2 separate regions of the Homo sapiens genome follow, and region 2 is linked to region 1. A link is a loop called in an ENCODE intact Hi-C map of the cell type or tissue named here. Cell type or tissue: endothelial cell of umbilical vein. All regions are shown on one strand. Region 1 overlaps NFATC3 (nuclear factor of activated T cells 3). Region 2 overlaps NFATC3 (nuclear factor of activated T cells 3).

Region 1 (8,000 bases):
CTCTACTAAAAATAATAAAATTAGCTGGGCATTGTGGTGCATGCCTGTAGTCCCAGCTACTTGGGAGGCTGAGACAGGAGAATCACTTGAACCCAGGAAACAGAGGTTGCAGTGAGCCGAGATCATGCCACTGCACTCCAGCCTAGGCGACAGAGTGAGACACTGTATCAAAAAAATATAATAATAATAATAATAATAATTTCCTTTCTGACTGGTTTGAGATGGTATCTCATTGTGGTTTTGATTTGCATTTCTCTGATCATCAGTGATGTTGAGCTTTTTTTATGTTTGTTGGGCTGCATAAATGTCTTCTTTTGAGAAATGTCTGTTCATGTCCTTTGCCTACTTTTTAATGGGGTGGTTTATTTTTTTTTTTTTTGTAAATTTATTTAAGTTTCTTGTAGACTCTGGATATTAGACCTTAGTCAGATGGATAAATTGCAAAAGTTTTCTCCCATTCTGTAGGCTGCCTGTTCACTGTGATGATAGTTTCTTTTGCTGTGCAGAAGCTCTTTAGTTTAATTAGATCCCATTTGTCAGTTTTTGCTTTTGTTGGCAATTGCTTTTGCCATTTTCATCAAGAAATCTTTGCCCATGCCTATGTCCTGAATGGTATTTATTGCCTAGGTTTTCTTCTAGGGTTTTTATAGTTTGGGGTTTTACATTGAAGTCTTTAATCCATCTCGAGTTAATTTTTGTATAAGGTGTAAGGAAGGGATCCAGTTTCAGTTTTCTGCATATGGCTAGCCAGTTCTCCCAATACTACTTATTAAATAGAGAATCCTTTCCCCATTGCTTGTTTTTGTCAGGTTTGTCAAAGATCAGATGGTTGTACATGTGTGGTCTTATTTCTGAGTTCTCTGTTCTGTTTCATTGGTCTTTGTGTCTGTTTTTGTACCAGTACCATGCTGTTTTGGTTACTGTAGCCTTGTAGTATAGTTTGAAGTCGGGTAACGTGATGCCTCTAGCTGTGTTCTTTTTGCTTAAGATTGTTTTAGCTATACGGGCTCTCTTTTGGTTCCATATGAATTTTAAAATAGTTTTTTCTAATTCTGTGAAGAATGTCAATAGTATTTTAATGGGAGTAGCATTGAATCTATAATTTGCTTTGGGCAGTGTGGCTGTTTTCACAATATTGATTCTTCCTATCCATGAGCATGGAATGTTTTTCCATGTTTGTGTCCTCTCCGATTTCCTTGAGCAGTGGTTTGTAGTTCTCCTTGAAGAGGTCCTTCACTTCCCTTGTTAGCTGTGTTCCTAGGTATTTTATTCTCTTTGTAGCAATTGTGAATGGGAGTTCATTCTTGATTTGGCTCTTTGCTTGTCTCTTGTTGGCGTAAAGGAATGCTTGTGACTTTTGCACATTGATTTTGTATCCTGAGACTTTGCTGAAGTTGCTTATCAGCTTAAGCTTTTGGGCTGAGACTAGGGGGTTTTCTAGATAGAGGATCATGCCATCTGCAAACAAAGACAATTTGACTCCCTCTCTTCCTATGCGAATACCCTGTATTTCTTTCTCTTGCCTCATTGCCCTGGCCAGAATTTCCATTACTATGTTGAATAGGAGTGGTGAGATAGGGGCATCCTTGTCTTGTGTCAATATTCAAGGGGAACACTGTCAGCTTTTGCGTATCCAGTATGACATTGGATGTGGGTTTGTCTTAAATGGCTCTTATTATTTTGAGGTTTGTTCCTCCGATACCTAGTTTATTGAGAGTTTTTAACATGAAGTGATGTTGAATTTTATCGAAGGCCTTTTCTGCATCTATTGAGATAATCATGTGATTTTTGTCTTTAGTTCTGTTTATGTGATGGATTACATCTATTGATTTGAATATGTTGAACCAGCCTTGCATTCTGGGAATGAAGCTGACTTGATCCTGGTCGATAAGCTTTTTGATGTGCTGCTGGATTCGGTTTACCAGTATTTATTTGAGGATTTTGGGATCAATGTTCATCAGTGATATTGGCCTGTAGTTTTCTTTTTTTGTTATATCTCTTTCAGGTTTTGGTATCAGGATAATGCTGGCCTCATAAAATGAGTTAGGGAGTAGTCCTTCCTTTTCGGTTGTTTGGAATAGTTTCGGAAGAAATGGTACCAGCTTCTCTTTGTACCTCTGGTAGAATTCAGCTGTAAATCTTTCTGGTCCTGGGCTTATTTTGGTTGGTAGGCTATGTATTACTGCCTCAATTTCATAACTCATTATTGGTCTGTTCAGGTATTCAGCTTCTTTCTGGTTCAGTCTTAGGAGGGTGTATGTGTCCAGGAATTTATCAGTGTCTTCTAAGTTTTCTAGTTTATTTGCATAAAGGTGTTTATAGTATTCTCTGTGGTGGTTTGTATTTCTGTGGGGTCAGTGGTGATATCTGCTTTATCATTTTTTATTGTGTTGATTTGATTCTTGTCTCTTTTCTTCATTAGCCTAGCCAAGCTCCTGGATGAGTTGTTTTTGTTTGTTTGTTTGTTTTGAGATGGAGTCTCACTCTGTTGCTCAGGCTGGAGTGCAGTGATACGATCTTGGCTCACTGCAACCTCCACCTCCTGGGTTCAAGCAATTCTCCTGCTTCAGCCTCTTGAGTAGGTGGGATTATAGGCACCCACCACCACACTGGGCTAATTTTTGTATTTTTAGTAGAGACAGGGTTTTACCATGTTAGCCAGGCTGGTCTTGAGCTCCTGACCTCAAGTGATCTGCCTGCCTTGGCCTCCCAAAGTGCTAGGATTACAGGTGTGAGCCACCGTGCCTGGCCTGAATTTTTTTTTTTTTTTTTCGAGACGAAGTCTCGCTCTGTTGCCCAGGCTGGAGTACAGTGGCCCAATCTCGGCTCACTGTAAGCTCCGCCTCCCGGGTTCATGCCATTCTCCTGCCTCAGCCTCCTGAGTAGCTGGGACTACAGGTGCCCACCACCACACCCGGCTAATTTTTTTTGTATTTTTTTTTAGTAGAGACGGGGTTTCATCGTGTTAGCCAGGATGGTCTCGATCTCCTGACCTTGTGATCTGCCCGCCTCAGCCTCCCAAAGTGCTGGGATTATAGGCGTGAGCCACCGCGCCCAGCCTGATTTTTTTTTTTAAGGGTTTTTTTGTGTCTCTGTCTCCTTCAGTTCTGCTCTGATCTTGGTTATGTCTTGTCTTCTGCTAGATTTGGGGTTTGTTTACTCTTGGTTCTCTAGTCTTTTAGTTGTGATATTAGGATGTCGATTTGAGTTTTTTCTGGCTTTTTGATGTGGGCATTTAGTGCTATAAATTTCCCTCTTAACACTGCTTTAGCTATATCCCAGAGATTCTGGTACATTGTCTCTTTGTTCTCATTGGTTTCAAATAACTTCTTGATTTCTGCCTTAATTTCATTTTTTACCCAGAAGTCATTCAGGGGCAGGTTGTTCAATTTCCATGTAGTTGTGTGGGTTTGAGTGAGTTTCTTAATGTTGAGTTCTAATTTGATTGCGCTGTGGTCTGAGAGACAGTTATGATTTCATTTCTTTTGCATTTGCTGAGGAGTGTTTTACTTCCAAGTATGTGATCGAATCTAGAGTAAGTGCCATGTGGCACTGAGAAGAATGTATATTCTGTTTTTGGGTAAGTCTACTTGATCACAGCTGAACTCAAGTCCTGAATATCTTTGTTAATTTTTTGTCTCGATGATCTGTCTGATATTGACAGTGGGGTGTTAAGTCTCCCACTATTGTTGTGTGGGAGTCTAAGTCTCTTTGTAGGTTTCTAAAAACTTGTTTTATGAAACTGAGTGTGCCTGTATTGGGTGCATATATATTTAGGATAGTTAGCTCTTCTTGTTGAATTGAACCCTTTACCATGCTGTATGCCCTTCTTTGTCTTTTTTTGATCTTGTTGGTTTAAAATCTGTTTTGTCAGAAACTAGGATTGCAACCCCTGCTTTTTTCCTGCCTTCCATTTGCTTTGTAAATTTTCCTCCATCTCTTTATTTTGAGCCTGTGCATGTCTTTGCATGTTAGATGGGTCTCTTGAATACAGCACACCAATGGTTCTTGTCTTTTTAGCCAGCTAACCATTTTGTGTATTTTAATTGGGGTATTTAGTCCATTTACTTTTAAGGTTAATATTGTTATGTGTGAATTTGGTCCTGTCATCATAATGCTGGCTGGTTATTTTGCAGACGTGTTAATGTAGTTGCTTCATAGTGTCATTCGTCTGTGTACTTGAGTGTGTTTTTGTAGTGGCTGATAATGGTTTTTGCTTTCCATATTTAGTGCTTCCTTCAGGAATTCTTGTAAAGCAGACCTGGTGGTGCTGAATTCCCTCATTATTTGCTTGTCTGAAAAGGACTTTATTTCTCTTTCACTTACGAAGCTTAATTTGTCCGGATATGACATTTGGGTTGGAAATTCTTTTCTAAGAATGTTGAATATTGGCATCCAATCTCTTCTGGCTTGTAGGGTTTCTGCTGAGAGGTCCACTGTTAGTTTGATGGGCTTACCTTTGTGGTGATCTGTCCTCTCTCCCTGCGCTTAACATTTTTTCCTTCATTTCAACCTTGGAGAATCTGATGATAATGTGTTTTGGGATTGATCTTCTCATGGAGTATCTTACTGGGTTTCTCTGAATTTCCTGAATTTGAATGGTGGCCTATCTTGCTAGGTTGGGGAAGTTCTCATGGATGATACCGTGAAGTATGTTTTCCGACTTGGATGCGATCTCCCCGTCTCTTTCAGGTACCCCAGTTGTAGGTTCAGTCTTTTTTTTTTTTTTTTTTTTTTTTTTTGAGATGGAGTCTTGCTGTGTTGCCCAGGCTGGAGTGCAGTGGCGTGATCTTGGCTTACTGCAACCTCCACCTCCTGGGTTCAAGCGATCCTTCTGCCTCAGCCGCCCGAGTAGCTGGGACTACAGGCACACACCACCACGCCTGGCTGATTTTTGTATTTTTAGTAGAGATGGGGTTTCACCATCTTGACCAGGCTGGTCTTGAACTCCTGGTCTCGTGATCCACCCGCCTCGGCCTCCCAAAGTGCTGGGATTATAGGCGTGAGCCACTGTGCCCAGCCAGGTTCATTCTTTTAAATAATCCCATAGTTCTTGGAGGTTTTGTTCATTTCTTTTCATTTTTTCTTTTTCGTTTTTTTTTTTTTTTTTTTTTTTGAGACGGAGTCTCGCTCTGTCGCCCAGGCCGGACTGCGGACTGCAGTGGCGCAATCTCGGCTCACTGCAAGCTCCGCTTCCTGGGTTCACGCCATTCTCCTGCCTCAGCCTCCCGACATTTTTTTTTTTTCTCTAACCTTGTTTGCCCGTCTTATTTTAGCAAGATAGTCTTCAAGCTCTGATATCCTTTCCTCTGCCTGGTCTGTTCAGCTGTTGATACTTGTGGTTGTATTGTGAAGCTCTCCTGTTGTGTTTTTCAGCTCAATCAGGTCATTTATGTTCCTCTGTATACTAGCCATTCTGGTTAACAGCTCCTGTAATGTTTTATCATGGTTTTTCGCTTCTTTGCCTTGGGTTAAAACATACTCCTTTAGCTCAGCGAAGTTTGTTATTACCTACCTTTTGAAGCCTACTTCTGTCAATTCATTCTTCTCTGCCTCAGCCCAGTTCTCTGCCCTTGATGGAGAAGTGTTGCAATCATTTAGAGAAGAGACACTCTGGCTCTTTGAGATTTCAGCGTTCTTGCATTGATTCTTTCTCATCTTTGTGGATTTATCTGCCTTTGATCTTTGAGGCTGCTGACCTTTGGATAGGGTTTTTGTGGGATCTTTTGTGTTGATGTTGTTGTTGTTGCTTTCTGTTTGTTTTTCTTTTAATAGTAAGGCCCCTCTTCCATAGGGTAGGGCTGCTGCAGTTTACTAGGGGACCACTCCTGACCTAATTCATCTACCCCCTCCTGCACCTGGAGGTATAAGCAGTGGAGGCTGCAGAACAGCAAAGATGGCTGCCTCCTCCTCTGGGAGCTTCATCCCAGAAGGCACGGAGCTGATGCTGGCTGGAACGCTCCTGTATCAGGTGCCTGGTGACCCCAGTTGGGAGGTCTCACCCAGTCAGGAGGGATGGGATCAGGAACCTGCTTAAAGAAGCAGTCTGACTGCCCCTTGGCTGAGCAGGTTCGGCTGTGCTGGGGAGAATTCCCCTCATCTGGACTGCCAACAGGCAGGAAAGACTAGGTCAGCTGAACCATGAGACCATGACCACCCCTACCCGTAGAGGCTCCTTCCCAGGGATATCAGAGTTCTGTCCATAAACTCCTGGCTAGAGTTACTGCAGTTCCTGCAAGGAGGTTCTGCCTGGTGAAGAGAGAAGGATCTGGGTCCCACCTAAGGAAACAATCTGGCCACGATCTGCCACCGCCACTGTGTTGTGCTGTGGGGAATTCCTCTTCGTCCAAACCGCCAAGTTTCCCCAACACCAGCAAAGGAAAATGGCAGACTGGAGCCGCAGTGATGGCGACTGCCCCTTTCCGTGGGAACTTGGTAGTCTTAGGCAGTGTCCAGCCTGCTGCTGCTAGCCACAACCTGAGCAGGTTGCACAGCTCTGTGCTTGGGTCCCAAGGCCTTGGTGGCGTGGGCTCATGAGGGGATTTCCTGATCCATGGGATGTACAGATCTGTGGAAAAAGTCTGGTTTCCCGCGCAGGGTAGCACAGTTACTCACCACCTCCCTTGGCTGGGTGTGGGAGTTCGCCTTTGTGGCTACCAGGTCAGGTTGTCGCTCTACCCTGCTTTTCCTAGCTCTGTGTGGATCACACCAACCACCTAGTCAGTCCCAGTGAGAGAACCTGGATACCTCAGTTGACGGAGCAGGATTCACTGGCCGTTTTTGCTCCTCTTAGTGGGAGCCGCAGACTGGAGTGGCTTCTAATCAGCCATCTTGGCTCCTCCTGCCTAAACTAGTGTTTTCTTAACTTCTTTGCAAATGTTTTTTCTTGAAGTTGTTTCTTTCACACTATTCATGGAGGCTAATTGTTTAGTCACTTTAAACTCTGCATTGACTCTTCAATAAATAACAACTGAGCAGATGTTGGTAACATCTGGCAGCACATCAAGGGCCAAGGAAAAGCACTTTTTTTTTTTTTTTTTGAGACGGAGTCTTGCTTTGTTGCCAGGCTGGAGTGCTGTGGTGCAATCTTGGCTCACTGCAACCTCCGACTCCCTGGTTCAAATGATTCTCCTACCTCAGCCTCCCAAGTAGCTGGGATTACAGGCAAGTGCCACCACGCCCAGATAATTTTTGTATGTTTAGTAGAGACGGGGTTTCACCATGTTGGCCAGGATAGTCTCGAACTCCTGATCTCGTGATCCGCCTGCCTCTGCCTCCCAAAGTGCTGAGATTACAGGCGTCAGCCACCGCACCTGGCCGGAAAACCACTTTTTAAGGAAATCGTTTGTTTTATTTTGTAATTAACCTATTAATGTTGCTACCAATGTCCTCAGTTTTTCTACCAGTTGTTCTTGCTGAAAGGCTAATAGTCTTGTAAGTTTTTCTCTGAACATATTTCCGTGGTTTCTCCGGTGAAACACAATTTAAATAACTCACCATCAGTAAATGACTTTCTTTTTTTTTTTTTGAGACCAAGTCTCACTCTGTCACCGAGGCTGGAATGCAGTGGTGCAATCTCAGCTCACTGCAACCTCCGCCTCCCGGCTTCAAGTGATTCGCCTTGCCTCAGCCTCCCAAGTAGCTGGGATTACAAGCGCCTGCCACTATGCCTGGCTAAATTTTGTATTTTAGTAGAGATGAGGTTTTGCCATGTTGTCCAGGCTGGTCTCGAACTCCTGACCTTGTGATCCACCTGCCTCAGCTTCCCAAATTGCTGGGATTATAGGCATGAGCCGCTGCACCCGGCCCCAGTAAATGACTTTCTTTACTTTGCTAGCAAATGAGCCATTTTATTTTCTTTGTTTTTTGTTTTTGTTTTTTTTGAGAGACGGAGTCTTGCTCTTGTCACACAGGCTAGAGTGCAGTAGTAGCGCAATCTCGGCTTACTGCGACCTCCGCCTCCCGGGTTCAACTGATTCCCCTGCCCCAGCCTCCCAAGT
Region 2 (8,000 bases), 100 kb after region 1:
TTTTGTTCTTTGTTGATAATGATAGGAACTAACAGTTTTTCATATATGGCCTTTTTCATATTGAGGAAATTCCTTCTATTCTTTGTTTATTGAATGTTTTCATCTTGAAAGAGCATTGAATTTTGATAAATGAGTTGGGCACGGTGGCTCACGCCTGTGATACCAGCACTTTGGGAGGCTGAGGCGGGCAGATAGCTAGAACCCAGGAGGTGGAGGCTGCAGTGAGCCGTGATTGGGATGCTACTGCACTCCAGCCTGGGCAACAGAGTGAGACCGTCTCAAAGAAAAAGAGTTCTTTCCCTGCCACTGCTGAGTTGAGTGGAGGCAGAGGCTTGGGTGCATTCAAGATTCAGCTTCACCCGTAGACCACCACCATGGCCACGGAAGGTGTTGCTGCTGGAGGTGTGGTGGCTGTTAATACTGCTTTACAAGAGGTGTTGAAGACTGTCCTCACCCATGATGGCCTAGCACGTGGAATTTGCAAAGCTGCTGAAGGGTCAGGCCCATCTTTTGTGTGTTTGCATCCAACTGTGATGAGCCTATGTCAAGTTCATAGAGGTTCTTTGTGCTGAACACCAAATCAACCTACTTAAGGTTGATGACAAGAAGCTAGGGGGAATGGTTAGGTCTCTGTAAAATTGACAGAGAGGGGAAACCCCGTAAAGTGGTTCGTTGCAGTTGTGTAGTAGTTGAAGTACTTCAAATGCAAGAAATGAACGAATAAAACTCTGGCTAACCCCCCTGCCCCCCAACACACACACAGACACACACACACACACACTCACAGTCACACTCACTCTGGGCATGTTGGCTCAATCCTGTAGTCCTAGCACTTTGGGAGGCCGAGGTGGGCAGATTGCTCGAGCCCAAGAGTTCAAGACCAGCCTGGGCAACATGAAATCCCATCTCTGCTAAAAATACAAAAAATGGCCAGGTGCAGTGGCTCGCGCCTGTAATCCCAGCACTTTGGGAGGCCGAGGTGGGCGGATCACGAGGTCGGGACATTGAGACCATCCTGGCTAACACAGTGAAACTCCATCTCTACTGAAAATACAAAAAAATTAGCTGGGCATGGTGGCGGGCACCTGTAGTCCCAGCTACTCGGGAGGCTGAGGCAGGAGAATGGCGTGAACCCGGAAGGCGGAGCTTGCAGTGAGCCAAGATCATGCCACTGCGCTCCAGCCTGGGCGACAGAGTGAGATTCCTTCTCAAAAAAAAAAAAAGAAAAAAAAAAAGAATACAAAAAATTAGCCAGGTGCTGTGGTCCCAAATACTTGGGAAGCTGAAGTGGGAGGATTGCTTGAGCCTGGGAGGTAGAGGCTGCAGTGAGCCATTATTGTGCCACTGCACACCAGCCTTGGTGACAGAGTGACACCTTGTCTCAAAAAAAATAAAAGAATTTTTACAAACACTTTTCTGCATCTATCGAGATGATCATGTGGTTTTTAAATTAATTTTTGTAGAGGTAGGGTCTTGCCATGTTGCCCATGCCAGTCAGGAGTATGTTTTTTTTTCTTTTGTTCAACTAATTTGGCATATTACTTTAATTGATTTTCATTTGTTGAATCATCCTTGCATTCTGGGAATAAAACTCACTTGGTCTTAATGTATCATCCTTTTAATATGCTGCTGAATTGTGTTAGTGTTTTGTTGATTTTTGCATCTATATTCATAAAGAATATTCTGTAGTTTTTTTGTTTTTTTGTTTGTTTGAGATGGAGTCTTGCTCTGTCGCTCAGGCAGGAATGCAGTGGTGTGACCTCGGCTCACTGCAACCTCTGCCTCCCCAGTTCAAGCGATTCTTCTGCTTCAGCCTCCCGAGTAGCTGGGACTACAAGTGCGCACCACCATGCCCGGCTAATTTTTTTGTATTTTTAGTAGAGATGGGGTTTCACCATATTGGCCAGGCTGGTCTCGAACTCCTGACCTCGTGATCCACCCACCTTAGCCTCCCAGGTGTAAGCCACTGTGCCTAGCCTTTTCTTTTCTTATAGTATCTTTTTCTGGCTTTGTGTCAGAGTAAATTCTGGCCTCATAATGAGTTAGGAAGTGTTTCCTTTTCTTTAATCTTTTTAAGAGTTTCAAAAGAATCGAAACTCTTTTTTCTTTGTTTTGTTTTGAGATGGAGTCTCGCTCTGTCGCCAGGCTGGAGTGCAGTGGCGCGATCTCAGCTCACTGCAACCTCCACCTCCCGGGTTCACGCCATTCTCCTGCCTCAGCCTCTCGAGTAGCTGGGATTACAGGCACTCACCACTATGCCCAGCTAATTTTTGTATTTTTAGTAGAGACGGGGTTTCACCATGTTGGCCAGGATGGTTTCTATCTCCTGACCTTGTGATCCTCCCGCCTCGGCCTCCCAAAGTGCTGGGATTACAGGCGTGAGCCACTGTGCCCGGCTGAAACTCTTCTTCTGTAAATGTTTTTTGTTGTTGTTGTTGTTGTTGTTGTTGTTTGAGTCGGAGTCTCACCCTGTTGCCCAGTCTGGAGTGCAATGGCATGATCTCAGCTCACTGCAACTTCCGCCTCCCAGGTTCAAGCAATTCTCCTGCCTCAGCTTCCTGAGTAGCTGGGATTACAGGCATCTACCACACGCCCAGCTAATTTTTGTGTTTTTAGTAGAGACGGGGTTTCACCATGCTGGCCAGGCTGGTCTCGAACTCCTGACCTCAGGTGATCTACCCGCCTTGGCCTCCCAAAGTGCTGGGATTACAGGCATGAGGCACCGTGCCCGGCACACTTTTGTAAATGTTTGGTCAAAGTTCTTGTGATCAGGAGAGATGAATGAGGTATATTTTGGAGCTCACGAAAGTGCTTCAAGGAACTAGAAGGATTTCTGGAGCACTGCAAGTTTCTGTAAAGCACAATCTGAAAGTACCACTGAATTCATCCACTCACAAAAGCTCCCATAGTGTGTGTTGGCCTCTTGCTTTGTTCCTGGGATGCTTTCTTATGATTTTTATGCTGCTGTACCTGTAATCACATGTTCTATACCTTCAAGTCTGTTTTGGAGGATTCAGTTGTGGAGATTGGGAACCCCCAGAAAGAGTATTTTGATATTTTCAGTATTTAAAATACTTTGCACACACTGTAATCTTTAAATCACCTCTGAAAACTAGGTGAGTGATCTCAAATAATAAACAAGCTTAAGTCAGAAAAATTTTGCTTAACCAAAGGATTTCTGGATTTTGTTTTGTTTTGACCCCTATAGTGAGGGTGCATTTTGTACAGATTGACTCTTCCTTTGTTTTTCTTTTTTTATCTGCTTAAAAGGAAGGTATTAGTTAGTGTTCATAGAGACTACATGCAGATTTTTCCCTTCTAAGTAGGTTAGGTCCTTTTACTTGAAGTTGTACAACAGAGGCCAAGAATAATTCCTTATAGGCAAAAAGATGAGAGTTGTTGTTGTTGTTGTTGTTTGAGTCGGAGTCTCACTATTTCGTTATTGTGTTTTTGACTCTTGGGGCATCTGAATGCTTTAGCCAGTACTGCAAAACTGACCAGTGGTGACTCTTCTTTTGTGCAGTGACTTTCAAACATTTTTGACAGCTTCCTACAATAAAATACAAGGATTATGTTGTGACCCAGTACACAAAAAATACATACATATACAACTAATGTTAAAGTCTCACAAACCAATTCTTAACCTTTATTAGAGGGAATGCAGCCTGCTATCTTCTATTTTGTTCTATTTCTTTCTCTTTTTTTTTTTTTTTTTTTTTTGAGATGGAGTCTCACTCTGTTGCCCAGGCTGAAGTGCAGTGGCGTGATCTTGGCTCACTGCAAGCTCTACCTCCCAGGTTCACGCCATTCTTCTGCCTCAGCCTCCCAAGTAGCTGGGACTACAGGCGCCCGCCACCACGCCTGGCTGATTTTTTTTTTTTTTTTGTATTTTTAGTAGAGACAGGGTTTCACCGTGTTAGCCAGGATGGTCTCGGTGTCCTCACCTCATGATCCACCCGCCTCAGCCTCCCAAAGTGCTGGGATTACAGGTGTGAGCCACCATGCCCGGCCTGTTTCTTTCTCTTCTTTAAAATACTAGTTTCAGGGGCCGGGTGCAGTGGCTCACGCCTATAATCCCAGCACTTTGGGAGGCCGAGGTGGGTGGATCACAAGGTCAGGAGATCAAGACCATCCTGGCTAAGAAGGTGAAACCCTGTCTCTACTAAAAATACAAAAAATTAGCCGGGCGTGGTGGCGGGCACCTGTGGTCCCAGGTACTCAGGAGGCTGAGGCAGGAGAATGGCGTGAACTCAGGAGGTGGAGCTTGCAGCGAGCCAAGATGGTGCCACTGCACTCCAGCCTGGGCGACAGAGCAAGACTCTGTCTCAAAAAATAAATAAATAAATAAATAAAAATTAAAAAAAATAAAAATTAAAAAAAAAATACTAGTTTCAACTTGCTGAATTGATTTCATAAATTTCTAATGGATGTGAACTTTAGTTTAAAAAATACTCCTCCAGGCGGGCATGGTGGCTTACGCCTGTAATCCTAGCACTTTGGGAGGCCTAGGCGGGCGGATAACCTGAGGCCAGGAGTTTGAGACCCACCTGGCCAACATGGTTGAAACCCCATCTCTACTAAAAATACAAAAAGTAGCCAGGCATGGTGGTGAGTGCCTGTAGTCCCAGCTACTAGGGAGGCTGAGGCAGGAGAATCACTTGAACCTGGGAGGCAGAGGTTGCAGTGGGCAGAGATTGTGCCACTGCACTCCAGCCTGGGTGACAGAGTGAGACTCCATCTCAAAAAAAATACTCTTCCATGACTCCCAGATTTGGCTGTACATATAGTTTTCTGGGCTGCTACCCTTGAAGATTTTGATTTTGTGGTTTGAGTTTGTATTTTTATAAAACATTCAGGAGTTTATATTTTTATCAGTTGCCCAGATAATTTTGATGTAGCCTTAGCCAAGTATTTGGGAACTACTAATAGATATAATGTAATAAAAACTAGTTTATTTAAAGCTGAATTTATCCCTTAAAACCACTGAAAACCATAATTGTAACTCTTAAAGTTATTGCCCTTCAAATTTTTAAAAGAATCATCTTAGTACCTGAGCTATCTGAACTCCAGTATTTATTTTATCTAATAAAATGTGGAGAGCCATTTTATGCAGTGATTGACAAGTAAAAGACAGTTAAATTCCTTTTGATTATAGAAAAAAAACAGGCTGGGCACTGTAGTAGATTAAGTTCACCCTCTGGTTTGTTCCATTCAGTAGTGATGTTGTCTTCTTTGACACAGACCAATTTATATCTGACTTGGAACACCAGCCATCAGGTTCAGCAGAGAAATGGCCTAACCACAGTGTGCTCTCATGTCCAGCTCCTTTCTGGAGAATCTAGAGGGTGAGTGTTGATTGAAATGTGTCATTGTTTTTGTGCCCAAGTCTGGTATTTGCATGCAGTGGCTGGATTTGCATGTGCTACAGAGGAGGGGGTATGCACGGGCATTTTCTGGTAGGCCCACTCATTATCTTTGGAACTACACTTTGACTAAAAGACTCTGCTTTTTAAACTTAACCACACTCAGGCTCTTACACTTGTGCTTATGATTTTATTCTTGAATGAAAGGGAAGTGTTTACTTAGATTTATTAGACCAAAGCAGAAAGAGGTTTCGTATCTATGAATTCTATATGGTTTGGGTTGCTCAGTAAATTTGGTTGCTGATCAGGTATGTAAGCCTACTCATTCCTGGTCAAGTACTCTTAACTTTTGATGTGAATGAAATCAGGAAATTTTGTCCGTTTTTCAGAGGCAACCCAGAATATTTATCCCTAGCCTCCCCTGTGGGCCCATGTTTGCACTTCCGGTAGTCCTCTGGGGCTCTACTTGGAAGAAAGCTGTAGTACTAGAGCCAGTGTCTGTGTCTAGGCTTAGGCTTCTAGACTCAGCAGCCAAGGAGGAACGAAGCTGTTCCTTGCTGTCATGTTGGCTCCTTTCTTCAAATACTATGAAAGCCACTTAAGAAAATATATGATAGAAATTATAAATACACAGATTATACCTTCCTAAATGCCATTTGAATTTTATTTTAAAATGAATCTGGATTTGGAAGGGGCCTTGGAAATCATGTTCACTACCCAAACCTTTATATTTAGGTTTCTGCAGCTTCCTGATGACCTATCAGACAAGATACCAAAACCCTAACTTCTCCCAGAACTGGGCCTACCCTGGTCTCACATCATTCTTGTCCAACCATGAGAGGAGTGGTGACTTAATTCCTGCATTGAATGTATATAAAACTCTCAGGAGAGTTATAACCAGAGGATTTAAAATAATTTCCTCATATTAGGGGTGAGAAAATAAGTTGCAGAAGGATTAGTTAAGTCACCTGAGTCACATCACAGCCAAACCAAGGCTAAAGCTTACTTCTTCCAGTGTTAAGCCCAGTGTGCTTCCCATGTGTGAAGCAACAAGTTGGTCACTAATGATCTTGGTAAGAAGGAAGTATTATGTGGAGTGAAGGGATCGATGGATGACTGAGTAAATAAGAGGTGAGAACATAGAAGAAACAGCAGTGTAGACAACTCCTTTAAGATGTTAAGCCATGAAAGAAAGAATTAGATACAGAGGGGAACATGGGGTTGAGTGTTTTTATTTGCTTGCTTGCTTCTTTGAGATAGAGAGATTTGCACTTTTTTTTTTTTTTTTTTTTTTTGAGATGGAGTCTTGCTCTGCCACCCAGGCTGGAGTGCAGTGGTGCGATCTCCGCTCACTGCACGCTCCGCCTCCCAGGTTGACGCCATTCTCCTGCCTTAGCCTCCCGAGTAGCTGGGACTACAAGGCGCCTGCCACCACGCCCGGCTAATTTTTTGTATTTTTAGTAGAGATGGGGTTTCACTGTGTTAGCCAGGATGGTCTCGATGTCCTGACCTCGTGATCCGCCCACCTTGGCCTCCCAAAGTGCTGGGATGACAGGCATGAGCCACCGCGCTGGCCCAGATTTACACATATTAAGTGCTGATGAGAAGGATCTGGGGAGACAAGTTGATAGAGACAAAGAAGTGAAGAAAATTGATGCCGCAAGGTGTTGAAGAGGTTCCAGAGCACAGGTAGTGGAATGGGTCCTGTGGATTTTTGGGTCTGGAGCTCAGGTTTGGCCCTTAGAGATAGATTTGGGAGTCAACAATGGACAAGATTATTCAGAGGAAAATGTACAAAATGAGCAAAATAGGGATAAAGGATTCTTCTGATAATTTTAAAATGCTTCTGAGTCTCACATCTTAAGCCAAATTGAGAGAAGTTGTTTATTTTTTTCACATTTCAGCTTTTGCTGATAGAAAAGAGTACATGCTGATACTTGAATATACTTTCAAGTACCTGTGTACTGTTTACTCAGCTGGAGATTTAATGTTTGTCTTTGTAGAATGTTTTCAGTTAAAAACATTTCCTAGAGGAAACATTGTTATGACGTTGATTATAGCATCACACATAGAAGAGGTTTTCTTTTTTTTTTTTCTTTTTGAGACAGTCTCGCTCTGTTGCCTAGGCTGGAGTGCATTGGCATCATACTGGCTCACTGCAACCTCCGCCTCCCAGGTTCAAACAATTCTCCTTCCTCAGCCTCCCAAGTAGCTGAAATTACAGGCACCTGCCACCACACCTGGCTAATATTTTGTATTTTTAGTAGAGATGGGATTTCACCGTGTTGGCCAGGCTGGTTTTGAACGCCTGACCTCAAGCGATCCGCCAACCTTGGCCTCTCAAAGTGCTAGGATTACAGGTGTGAGCCACTACACCCGGCCAAGAAGAGGTTTCTTAAAAAGGAAGGAGTCTTAAGAGGACTGATTTTCCCCCTCAATCCGTTGGGTGGGGAAAAAAGGTATAATAATTTTTCTTTACTAGTATTAGAGCTAATGTTAAAAGTGAATCTCTGATCTATTGCTGGTGAAATTTTTTTATATTAAAAAAGTGAAGGATATCTTCAAATCGTGCATGTATTTTTAATCTGTTCAATGGTAGGAAGCTGTCTGGAATTCAGGGTGAAATTTGAGATAACT

The links. Peaks named below come from ENCODE experiments on the same cell type or tissue, not always from the same donor. Only the 100,000 strongest peaks of a DNase experiment are listed, where the experiment ranks them.
Region 2: it touches region 1 in a loop (3.0-fold over the local background); 3 of 110 quality-filtered maps call a loop at or near these places.

What each region holds. Positions count from the first base shown.
Region 1 is chr16:68,107,554-68,115,553 of GRCh38, forward strand. The region is part of intron 1 of NFATC3 (nuclear factor of activated T cells 3); the gene reads left to right. Among named protein-coding and RNA genes, the nearest start is that of NFATC3, 26 kb to the left of the region's middle. In endothelial cell of umbilical vein, no CTCF peak of the experiment used is centred here; no DNase peak of the experiment used is centred here.
Region 2 is chr16:68,209,088-68,217,087 of GRCh38, forward strand. The region is part of intron 9 of NFATC3 (nuclear factor of activated T cells 3); the gene reads left to right. It also overlaps the pseudogene RPS12P27. Among named protein-coding and RNA genes, the nearest start is that of MIR6773, 20 kb to the right of the region's middle. RefSeq lists an enhancer at 2,057-2,126. In endothelial cell of umbilical vein, no CTCF peak of the experiment used is centred here; a DNase peak (open chromatin) is centred at 7,364.